Regions from separate parts of the Homo sapiens genome. Here region 1 is linked to region 2. Evidence: chromatin loops called from intact Hi-C (ENCODE). Cell type or tissue: gastrocnemius medialis. All regions are shown on one strand. Links, peaks and the distances in the headings refer to the core of each region. The heading gives the core; the rest is flanking DNA.

Region 1 (5,383 bases), core at 56-5,055, 210 kb after region 2:
CCAATTACTTATTGTCATGCCTGTCTTCCCTGTTAGGAAATGGCAATGACTTTCATTTTTCCATCAACCTAAAGGCCTTTAAAGGTCTTTGTGCCTGCTAGGTGAAAACTGGAGCAATAGAATGTTAAAGCTTTGAGAACCTCTGATACAACCTTCTCCTGTCATACAAGGAAACTGAGGCTCAGAAAGTTGGCTTGCTCAGCAGAGATGAGGGAATGTCTGCTGGCTTTGAAATCATATTTATCTGTGTTCAAAGCCTTCCTCTTCCGACAGCTGGATGACCTTGTTCAAGACATATCTTTCTTTTTTTTTTTTTTTTTTTTTTTTTTTTTGAGACGGAGTCTTGCTCTGTCACCCAAGCTGGAGCACAGTGGTGCCATCTCAGCTCATTCCAGCCTCCGCCTCCCAGGTTCAAGCGATTCTCCTGCCTCAGCCTCCCGAGTAGCTGGGATTATGGGCGTGCGCCACCATGCCCAGCTAATTTTTTTATTTTTAGTAGATACAGGGTTTCACCATGTTGACCAGGCTGGTCTTAAACTTCTGACCTCAGGTGATCTGCCCGCCTAGGCCTCCCAAAGTGCTAGGATTACAGGCGTGAGCCACTGCGCCCGGCCAAGATATATCTGTCAACCTCTGTTTTCTCATCTGTAGAAAGAGAATACTGCAGTGATAGCCACTTTGAAAGGTTGTTATAAGGAATAAACAAAATAATACCTGTTAAGTGACTAGCACAACTGTTGACACCTTAACGAATGGTAGTTCATTCACTTCCCACCAATCCTCTCCCATCCTGGGTCTATGACTCCCCCATGAATAGTGAAGAGTTCTGTGCTCTTCTCTCTATTTCATGTGGACTTCCTAATATTTAATTGCTTAAGCTAGTGGTGAGAGGTTTTGCTTTGCAGTCAGTATTTTCCAGATGGCACAGGGATTACCAGAAGGGCTACCTCCCAGTGGGCAATGGTAGTTTCCCATGTGCTCTGCACCTAGAATGAAATAACAGGATTTAGGCTGTCATAGAAAACTCAGAATCAAGTACTCCTTGCTGAGTGGCCTTTGAAAATTTTTGTCCATTTGGACATATGGATGGGAAGCAGTACAGGGCAGTGGTTCAGAACATGGACTTCAAGTCAGACAAATATGACCTCAAACCCCATCTCTGCTTTTCATTATGTGGAGTTGGACATGTTACTTAACCTCACTGTGCCTCAATTTATTTATCTGTAAAATGGGAATAACAATAATATCTTCCTTAGAGGTTGTTGTAAAAATTAAATGCAGTAGTATACACAAAGGACCTGGCATTTGGTGGGCACTCTCATGGTGGCTATCATTGGTATTACTATCATCTCCTCTGTTAGAAAGTGGCTCAGGAATCAGTGGCTTGTACTCTAAAACTCAGTGGGAAAAAGTCCCTTTAGGAAAGCTTATCCACTGCTGGTGGGAATGTAAATTAGTTTAGCCATTGTGGAAAGAAGTTTGGTGATTTCTCAAGGAACTTAAAACAGAACTATCATTTGACCCAGCAATCCCATTACTGAGTATACCCAAAGGAATATAAATCATCCTACCCTAAATACGCATTCTGTGTATGTTCATTGCAGTACTATTCACAACAGCAAAGACATGGAATCAACCTAAATGCCCATCAATGGTAGACTAGATAAAGAAAATGTGGTACATATACACCATGGGATACTATGTAGCCATAGAAAAGAATGAGATCATGTCCTCTGCAGTAACATAGATGCAGCTGGGGGCCATTATCCAAAGCAAGCTTACGCAGGAACAGAAAACCAAATACTGCATGTTTTCATTTATAAGTGGGAGTTAAATATTGAGTACACGTGTCACAAAGAAGGGAACAATAGACACCAGGGCTTACTTGAGGGTGGAAGGTAGGAGGAGGGTGAGGATCAAAAAACTATCTATCAGGTACTATGCTTATTACCTGGGTTGATGAACTAATCTGTATACCAAACTCCCCCAACATGCAATTTACCTATATAATCAATCTGCGCATGTACCCCTGAACTTAAAATAAAAGTTAAGGAAACACAAGTTCTTCCATAATGCTCTTAACTATTTGGATTTGTCACTGGTTCAGTGACCCTGAAATTAATATTTTTAAACATCATCTATAATTACTTTGAACTGTGCTGGGTATCATGATTAGAGAGAAATTTGAAACCATGATTTGTGTTCCACAAAATTGTAAAATCCATTTGGACAGAAGATAGAGGATGTTTTACTTGATGGAAGGCTAGACTCTGAGTCAGGAAAACTGGGCTCTACTCTCAACTCTGCCATTAACAAATTATGTGATATTTGGCAAACTGTCATTGGCTTTGCCTCAGTTTTCTCAGCTGTAATGTGAGGTGGTTTGAAAATTTTCCAGCAGGAACAATCATTTGTATATTCGTACAACAGATTAAATTGTTTTTGGGGCTAGAGATACAGAAGTGAGCAAAATAGACAAAGCCCTGCCCTCCTGGGGTTCCAGTGTTGAGACAGAGATAGAACATGCAAGAAAACATCTAGTGTGTCGAATGATGATCAAGGCCACAGAGAAAACGCAGCAGGGAAGGGGGACAGGAAGTACTGGTACAGATTGGGAAGTTGGCTGTCATTTTAAATAGCATGGCCAGAGAATGCCACACAGAGAAGGTAACATTTCATCCAGGCCTTAAAAGGAAGTAAGGAAACCAGCCATGTGGCTGCCTGGGGAAAATGTCTTCCAGGCTGGTGAAACAGTAAACATATGAGAGAGGGGCATGCCTGGCATGGGTGGAGGAACAGCAAAAAGGTGAGTGTGACTAGAGCGAGTGAAGGAGGGGAGAGGAGATGAAGTGAGAGAATGGATGGCAGGGAGGCCCAATCCTTCAGGGCCCGGAGGTCACTGGACAGATCCTGGCTTTTGCTCTATGGGAAATGGCTGCCATTGATGAGTTGAGTAGAGGAGCAACATGGTCTGATTATGATCTAAAGGATCTCTCTGACTACTGGGTAAAGAATAGTCTAAGATGGAACAAAGGCAGAGCAATACTCAAGATGAAGGCTGAGGTGGGAGGGCCACTCAAGCCCAGGAGTTCGAGGCTATAGTGCATTATGATCACATCTGTGAATAGCTGCTGCACCCAAGCCTGCACAGCATGACATGACCCATCTCTATTAAATAAAAAAATAGTCAAGATGAGAAATGATGGTAGCTTGGATCAAGATCCCAGCAGTGAAGGTGGTAAACAGTGGCAAGACTCAAGGTATATGTTGAAGGTAGAGTTGACAGGATTTGCTGTCGGACTGGGAGATAAGAATGAAAAGAAAAATGAATGAAGAACTCTTGGCTTGAGAAACTGCAAGGATGCAGTTGATGTTAAGATGGGAAACAGTGTAGATGCGGCAGGTTTTGGGGGAAGATCAGGAGTTTGATTTTGAGAAAGTTAACATTTCAGATGCCTGTTAGGCACTTCAGTGGGCAGCTGACATATGAGTCTAGAGTCCAGGCAAGAGCTAGATCTGGAAGACGTCAGCTTATAAATGGCATTTACAGCCGTGAGACTGGATGTAAGGCATGGTTGTAGAAACAGAAAAGAAGTCCAAACCCTGCTCCTGAGGTCTCCAGTGATAAGGATCGGGGAGGTGTGGAGAAACCAGCAAAGGTACCTGAGAAGTATTGGCCCAGGAAATACAAGGAAATCCAGGAGAGTGTGATGTCTCAGAAGCCAAGTGTGGAAAGTATTCCAGGAAATCTATAAACCTATGACAAAACAGTCTGAAGAAATGAAGAGATGGCCTTCAGAGATTCATGCGTAGGCATGGATTAGAGTCCATTGTTCCTGAGGTTCCTGAGAGCTTGGGGGCAGGGCTGGTATTAGGCTCAGAACAGGAGGAGGATCTAGGTGGAAGTTGTTTATGCAATTACCTTTCAGCCTTTTCTAAGCAGGTTATACACAAGACTGACAGACTGTAGTTGGGCAATTAAGTAGGACTCAGAGGGTAGGATAGAGTGTTGAAAGAAAAAAATTAACATTTTAGATCAAAATTCATCTCAACTACAAGCTATTAAATGTCTTTCCTGTGTTTCTTTCCATACACTTTTAATTATTTCTTGGTCAGAAACATCCTGTTGGTGAATGCCTAGAAGGGTCAGCCATTCCCCAAATTCTTTTGAAATGCTGAGTTCTAAGTTATGAAAGTTGTTTCTCTTAGAAGGGCATCTGAAGATGAAAGTCAACCTCTCCCCTGCTCAGCAGTGAATTACATTGGCCTCTCTTATTATTCCCTCATTTTTATGAAATGGAGACTCTTTCACAATGTTTAATGGGCTCTTCACATGTTATTTCACGGACCATTAACATAACTGGATAATAGAATTGATGGTTAAAATACCCTACTTATCCCATGTAAGGTGTGAATACGCCACGATTAACCCAGGACAGAAGAGGGCAAGAGCAAAGCCATCCGACACAAAGCAAGAGTGGTTCAGAAGCACAGGAAGTGGGTGCCCTGCCTGCCTGTTTGGGAGAAATAATAATGATCATAATGGCTATCATTTATGTTCTATACTCATCCCCTTTTCCAGTCTGTACACAAATTGTATGAGGCAATATTGTCCCCACTTTTTAAAAAAGTAAATTACTGAGGATCCCCTGGCCGAAGGGGTGTGCTATCAAAGGTGCCTGAATAACGACCTACTGCAGCCTAGCCCAAGTGGCACATCAAACTCACCATCATAGGTGCCCCCCAGAATTCATGTATTGAAGCCCCGACCCCCAGTACTTGATGTGTGGCTGTATTTGGAGGGAAGGCTTTTAAAGAGGTAATGAAGATTAAATGAGGCCATTAGGGTGGGGCCCTAATCCAGTAAGTCCAGTGTCCTTACAAGGAGAGAAAGAGACCCCAGGGATGCGCACACATAGAAGAAAGGCTGTGTGAGGACACAGCAAGAAGGTGGCTCTCTGCAAGCCAAGAAGAGAGGCCTCAGGAGAATGTGACCCTTCCGGCACTTTGATCTTGGACTTCCAGCCTCCAGAATGGTGAGAAAGAAATTTATGTTTAAGCCACCCCAACTGTGGTATTTGCTATAGCAGCCTTAGCATACTAAGATAGGGTGGTATCAGGTCTGCGGTAGACATATTTTGGAGCACTCTTTTTGTGAAATGGACACTCTTATCCTCTACTTAATTAGCGGTGGTGGGGAAGGTGTCATGTTTGTGCCACACGACCCTTGGCTGCCTATAGCTGTGGACCAGGGGTATATGGCAGGCTCCTGGCAATCAGATCTCTGTCCTGGGAGTTTATAATTGGAAGACTGAGAAATGGAGTCAGTTAGACAATGAAGGTCAAGGCAGTGGTGATGCCACAGAGTCCTGAGGCCATGGGG
Region 2 (5,383 bases), core at 168-5,167:
ATTTCCCTCAATAAATCTCCTGCCTGTCTAATCCAGACTTGGCATCTGCAGAGGACCTGATCTAAGGAAATTAAACAAGAGGTCTGCATTATCCTTACCATTGAGTATTTCCAGATTAGCTAACCTAAGAGTTCCAAATTGCACTGATATTGTTGCGATACCAATAAAACCCAATAAGGAGGAGGAGAGGATTGAGAAAGGAACACCTAGGCATTCTGTTGTGTTCTCAAAGCTTGCAAATTGATCATGAGTGACATCAAAAAGCTAAGACTGGGCAGATTGAAATACTTGAACAGATATTAAATAGCCAAAGTAGAATTAAAGAATAGTTACTGGAGGCTGTTTTTACACCCACACAACCTGGCAGATCACTGCTGTACAGTCTTTGTTGCAAAAAATACTACAGAAATATGGTTCTTTGAAAACATCTTCTGTGCCTGTATAAATGACATAGGATCCGGAGGCATTTCTGCAAATAATATGTTTTCCTGTGCCAGTGTATAAATAGCTGTAGAGTAATGAGAGTAAGAGAAAGTTGCCAAGACTATTGCTACACTGACAAGAGAAGCAGCAGACTTGGAACTTGCACCATTATTTGCTGCTAGTCCTAAAGTTTAATGAGACTGCACACAAATGTTGTTTTCACATGACCAGATAAGAGGGCAGATGCTGCCATCTCTGATGACATAGAAAAGGCCAGAATAGGGCCTTTCCAATGTACCTGCCCTTTGGGTGAGGTTTCCCTTCCACACAAGTGCTTTCCTTCTATAGGAAAATATTGCTTTTTAAAATGATGATCAAATTCAGGCCTCTACAGCTTTTAATGCCATAGTGTCCTGGTGATCTTCCTGGACTGAATTGTCCTCTCTTGGCCAAAGATACCTCCATTTTTCCTTTCTACCTTTCGGCAAGACTTACAAAAGGGAGAGAGGAATCTACAGAAAACAGGAAAATCTAGGATGTCCTGGCATACCCTGGAGATTTGCATCACTAAATATGCAGATTCCCTGACATTCCTACAGTGGCCCTTGCCATCAGTTTGGACTTTGACTGTGTCATTACTATTGTCTGCATGCCTCTGCAAATTCATGTGTTGACACTTAATCCTCATTGTGGTGGTATTAAGAGGCGGGACCATTTGGGAACAGAGTAAGTCATGAGGACTCTGCCTGCATGAATGGGACTAGCGACCTTATAAAAGGGGCTGGAGGGAACCAGTTTAGGCCCCTTTTTTGCCCTTCTGTTCCTTCTATCATGTGAGAACACAGCATTCAAGATGCCTTCTTGGAAGGAAACACCAGAGCCCTCACAAGACACTGAACCTCCCTGTGGCTTGAACTTGTACTTCCCAGCCTCCAGAACTATGAGGAGTGAAATTTCTGTTCTTTATATAATAAATTACCCAGTCTCAGGTATTTTGTTATAGAAGCACTAGTGGATGGAGACACCATTCCTTCATTTATACTTTAATTCGTATAATAAACATTTCTTGTCAGTTTACTGTGTGCAGGCATGATGCAGTGCACTGAGGATAGCAACGAACATGGCTGGCAAAGACCCTTGCTCTCTGGTAGCACATGCTCTTGGTGGGAAGGAAGGTGGTAAATATACAACATAATGGGAATATGAGTGATGAGAGGGAGTGACTGGGAAGAGAGTGGCTATTTTTGATAGGGTGGTCAGGGATGACCTGTCTGAGAAGCTGTCGTGGGAAGACTGTGGAGAATGGGTAAAATCAAGTGCAGACACTTAGCTGGACATGAACGTGGTCTCTCCATTGGAAAGAAGGCTGATAGGGCTGGATCACAGTGAGCGCAAGAGTGCAGTGGGAGATGAGGTCAGTGTGAAAGGCTGGGCCCAGTCAGATAGGGCTTTACAGGCCCAGCAGGGTTAGGAGTTTGGGCTTATTCTAAGTGTAAGGGGAGTTCACTGGAGTTGTTAGTTCTTTTGTTTTGTTTTTTGTTTGTTTTCAGATATAGATATTTTAAATGTGAGATGTTTCTCTCAAGGATCTGAACACTTACATTTTTTGAATCATCAATTGCCCTGATTTGTTATGGGACTTCCTTCCTTTTAGAATGTGTCTTTGTGTCCTCAAAGTCTAGCACATCACCCACCTAGGGTGTGTGAGTGCTCAATAAGCACTGATTAAATGAAATTGTTATTGAGTATGAGAAGGACAAGGCTTTGGTTAAAAAATAATCAGTGTGAAATATGAATATTTAATAGGTTAGCAGAAGATGGGACCCAAAGGGAAGAAAGCAAAGAAGTTCTTGTGTTATGACAAGTTCCTAGTGAAGAGATACGAATTGACTACTAAAGTTAATGCAGCAAATTCAGAATACTGAAATTCAAAGTGAGACCCAGGAAACAGGCAGAGTTGTAAAAGTGTTTCAGTGACCTCCAGGATGTGTGCCATATTTGTCTTCTCACTGGTTGTGATTTTGTCTCCTTATTGGGAAGGCAAAGGAACCTGAACCTCTCTCCCTGTTTTGGCTTATTAGAAGGCAAGGTGAACACTTGTCCTTCTTTATGGCCGTCCAGTATGAAACCTTTTCCTATGTTTGGATTTTCCCACCTTGTGTCAGTGAAATACAGAATGTACCTTCCACTACAGAAACAGAAGGCTCAGGTACTTGCTTACTCAGTCTCCTCTCCTTACAGGTGTGAGTCATGGATTCCACTCATGAAATGAAGTCATGAAGTCAGGGAACCATAAGAAACTCTCCAGTGTCTCAGTATCAAAGGCAGCAGAATGATCAAGCTTTGGTAGTAGCAGTGCCAGAGGGGCTGGAAGAGCCCAGTGTCCAGTTAGATTGTTGCCTATGCAACTGTCTCTGAATGAGTACTTTTCCTGGCTGCCGAGCCACACACTTGACTCATCAGCCTTCTTAGCGATTCTGTGAGCCACGTGATAGTCATTCATAAATTCATTGTCTGCTTCAATCAGACAAAGTTTTTTTCTAGTTTTTGAAATTAAGAACTCTAAATGATCCAGGAATTAGAACCAGAAATGGATTGGTTGCAGACCACAGGGCCTTAGAGAAACATGGGATGTATACGGAAATATGGGACTGTTGTTATCTGGCCTGATTGAGGTTGAAGGCAAAGACAATGCAGCTGGTGTGATTAAGGGTTCTTGTCATGATCTAGAGAACCAGTTAATCAAATTGTCACCTGTGTGCACCTAGACTGAATTGCCCATTGAAGGCCAAGCTTTGGGGAACTAAGAGATCAATTCTATTGAATAATACGAAGGACACAGGGAGTTCAATGACTGTGGGATGAGATGGCTTCTCCTAATTGTAATGGATAGCTTCAATAAAAAGAAAAACCTACACAAATTCCTAAGTTCTCAGTTCAAAGTATGTGCTAAAATCCAGAGGCTTCCTTGGGATCATTATAAGAATATCTTATCTTTTGCTGTTGAAATGTGGAGAAAGTCAAATACAAAATGCACAGTTTGATCTCCAAAATTTCTGAATTAAAAAGAGTTGAATTCACATCCTCAGCTGGTCTCTTAGGAGAAAGTTGAAGCACTGACTTGCGGGAGAGTGGGCCTGGAGAATTTGAATGGGAAGACATAGATGATTCATGTAGGCCATGGCCAGGCATGCCTCAGTGAAACCACGAGAAGACCCAGTTACCTAATTCAAAAATAGAATGCAGCAGTGTGTAATTGCGGAACATAGGAATTTTCTTATATTCCTCTAATATATCCATATTAATGAGATGGACACTTGAATACAAATGTATTCCTCCATGTCTCCAAGAGAGTAAGACAGTATAAATGGAAGATCAAAATCCTTACTTCATGAGGACTACTGAGACTACCAACTTTTGGCAAATTTTAAAATTTTGTTCTTTGCACTCCCGTTTGCTGGTTTAAAAATAAAACCAAGTTAAATAACTTAAGCCAAATCCGAATAATCATTCTTACCAGTTTTCAAACATATATACCAGCCTTTGTTATCCAACCCAGTTTACTCAGAATATCCTGAATCTTGAATCCCCACTGAGTATCTTTGCTTTTTCTCTCTATCCCTGTAAGTGGGGGACATAGGGAGTTTGTTTTCATCTGGCAGAGTAAACAATATCCTTTCACCACAATGCCTTAGGGTTATGCCCGTTTTCTGACTTTATCTCAAATTCAGTCCACAGAATGTGGAGCTGGTTCACTATAGCTAATGACATTGTACTGATAAACTTGGAAACAGGAAGCAACATGCAGACTAGGTGCCTCGGAAAATCCTGTGTGTCAGAAGGTGGCGAATAAATTTCATGAAATTATGGGGCCTGTTACCTTAGTAAAATTCCATGTGTGTGTGTGTGTGTGTGTGTAAGAGAGACAGAGACAGAGCATGCATGTGTGTGAGAGTGCCTGGAGAATGTTGGAATAGTTTCCACAAAATGAAGGAGAAGTAGCTGTCCATCGCACTTCATGCCACTGATAAAGAGAAAGATCATCTTTTATAGGTGTTTTTGAATTTTGGAAATAATACATACCACGTTTGGATCCTATGGCAGACAACTACTAACTGTTTACCAATATGGATTTCTCCTTTTTAACAGAACCCCAATTCTGTTTGGGCAGCAGTGTATCCAGTTAAAAATATTAGACTCCCTTGCAGCTAGGAATCAACAAGTATCAAAGTCTGGTTACTGTGACATGCTCTCTAGATTTCTGGAAAAGGTGCCACCTCTTCCTATCTCCCTCCCTTCTCCTATCTGGAGCTGGGGTAGCCATCCTGTGCCCATGAACCCAAAGAAATCAGCTGAGCACAGATCATAAGTGCAGGATGGTAGAGCAGAAAGATAGAAGGATCCTGACACACTGTTGCAATCTACCTCCAGACTCCTTAGTATGTGACAAAAATCAACCTCTATTTGGTTAAACTATTATGGTTGGATTTGTTGCTCCTTATACAAAGGTATTATATGGACTCATTTATCGGGTGACCAGCAAGGCTGTTAGCTTTGAGTGGGGCCCACAGCAAATCTCTCCAACTTGTCAAGGCATTGATACAAAGCGGTTTTGCCCCTTGCCCCTTATTACCAGAGGATCCAATGATGCTCAAAGTGCTTGTGGCAGAAAATATATCGTATGGACCCTTTGGAAAAGTCTGGTAGGAAAATTACAGGGAAGGTCCTTTGGGTTTTAAAGTCACATCCCACTGGACAAGTTATAATTCTTGAGAAAAAGCTTGTAACTTGATAATGAATTCTGTTTCTGGGCTCTGTTCCATTAGTCTGTCTATCTCTAAGCCAATACTATACTCTCTTGGTTTTATACATTTATAAATTCTTGCTATCTGGTGGAGCTATCCTTTCACTTTGTTCTTCAAGAGGATTTTAACTATCTTGGCCATTTGTGTTTTTACTT

What was found. A loop is a pair of places that touch in the nucleus more often than their neighbours do. Peaks named below come from ENCODE experiments on the same cell type or tissue, not always from the same donor. Only the 100,000 strongest peaks of a DNase experiment are listed, where the experiment ranks them.
Region 1: it touches region 2 in a loop (2.9-fold over the local background); 1 of 110 quality-filtered maps calls a loop at or near these places.

What each region holds. Positions count from the first base shown.
Region 1 is chr6:15,923,862-15,929,244 of GRCh38, forward strand. No RefSeq gene overlaps it. Among named protein-coding and RNA genes, the nearest start is that of LINC02543, 68 kb to the right of the region's middle. In gastrocnemius medialis, for the core only: no CTCF peak of the experiment used is centred there; a DNase peak (open chromatin) is centred at 2,639; H3K27ac peaks cover 2,025 bases.
Region 2 is chr6:15,712,459-15,717,841 of GRCh38, forward strand. No RefSeq gene overlaps it. Among named protein-coding and RNA genes, the nearest start is that of DTNBP1, 52 kb to the left of the region's middle. In gastrocnemius medialis, for the core only: no CTCF peak of the experiment used is centred there; a DNase peak (open chromatin) is centred at 2,833; H3K27ac peaks cover 3,114 bases.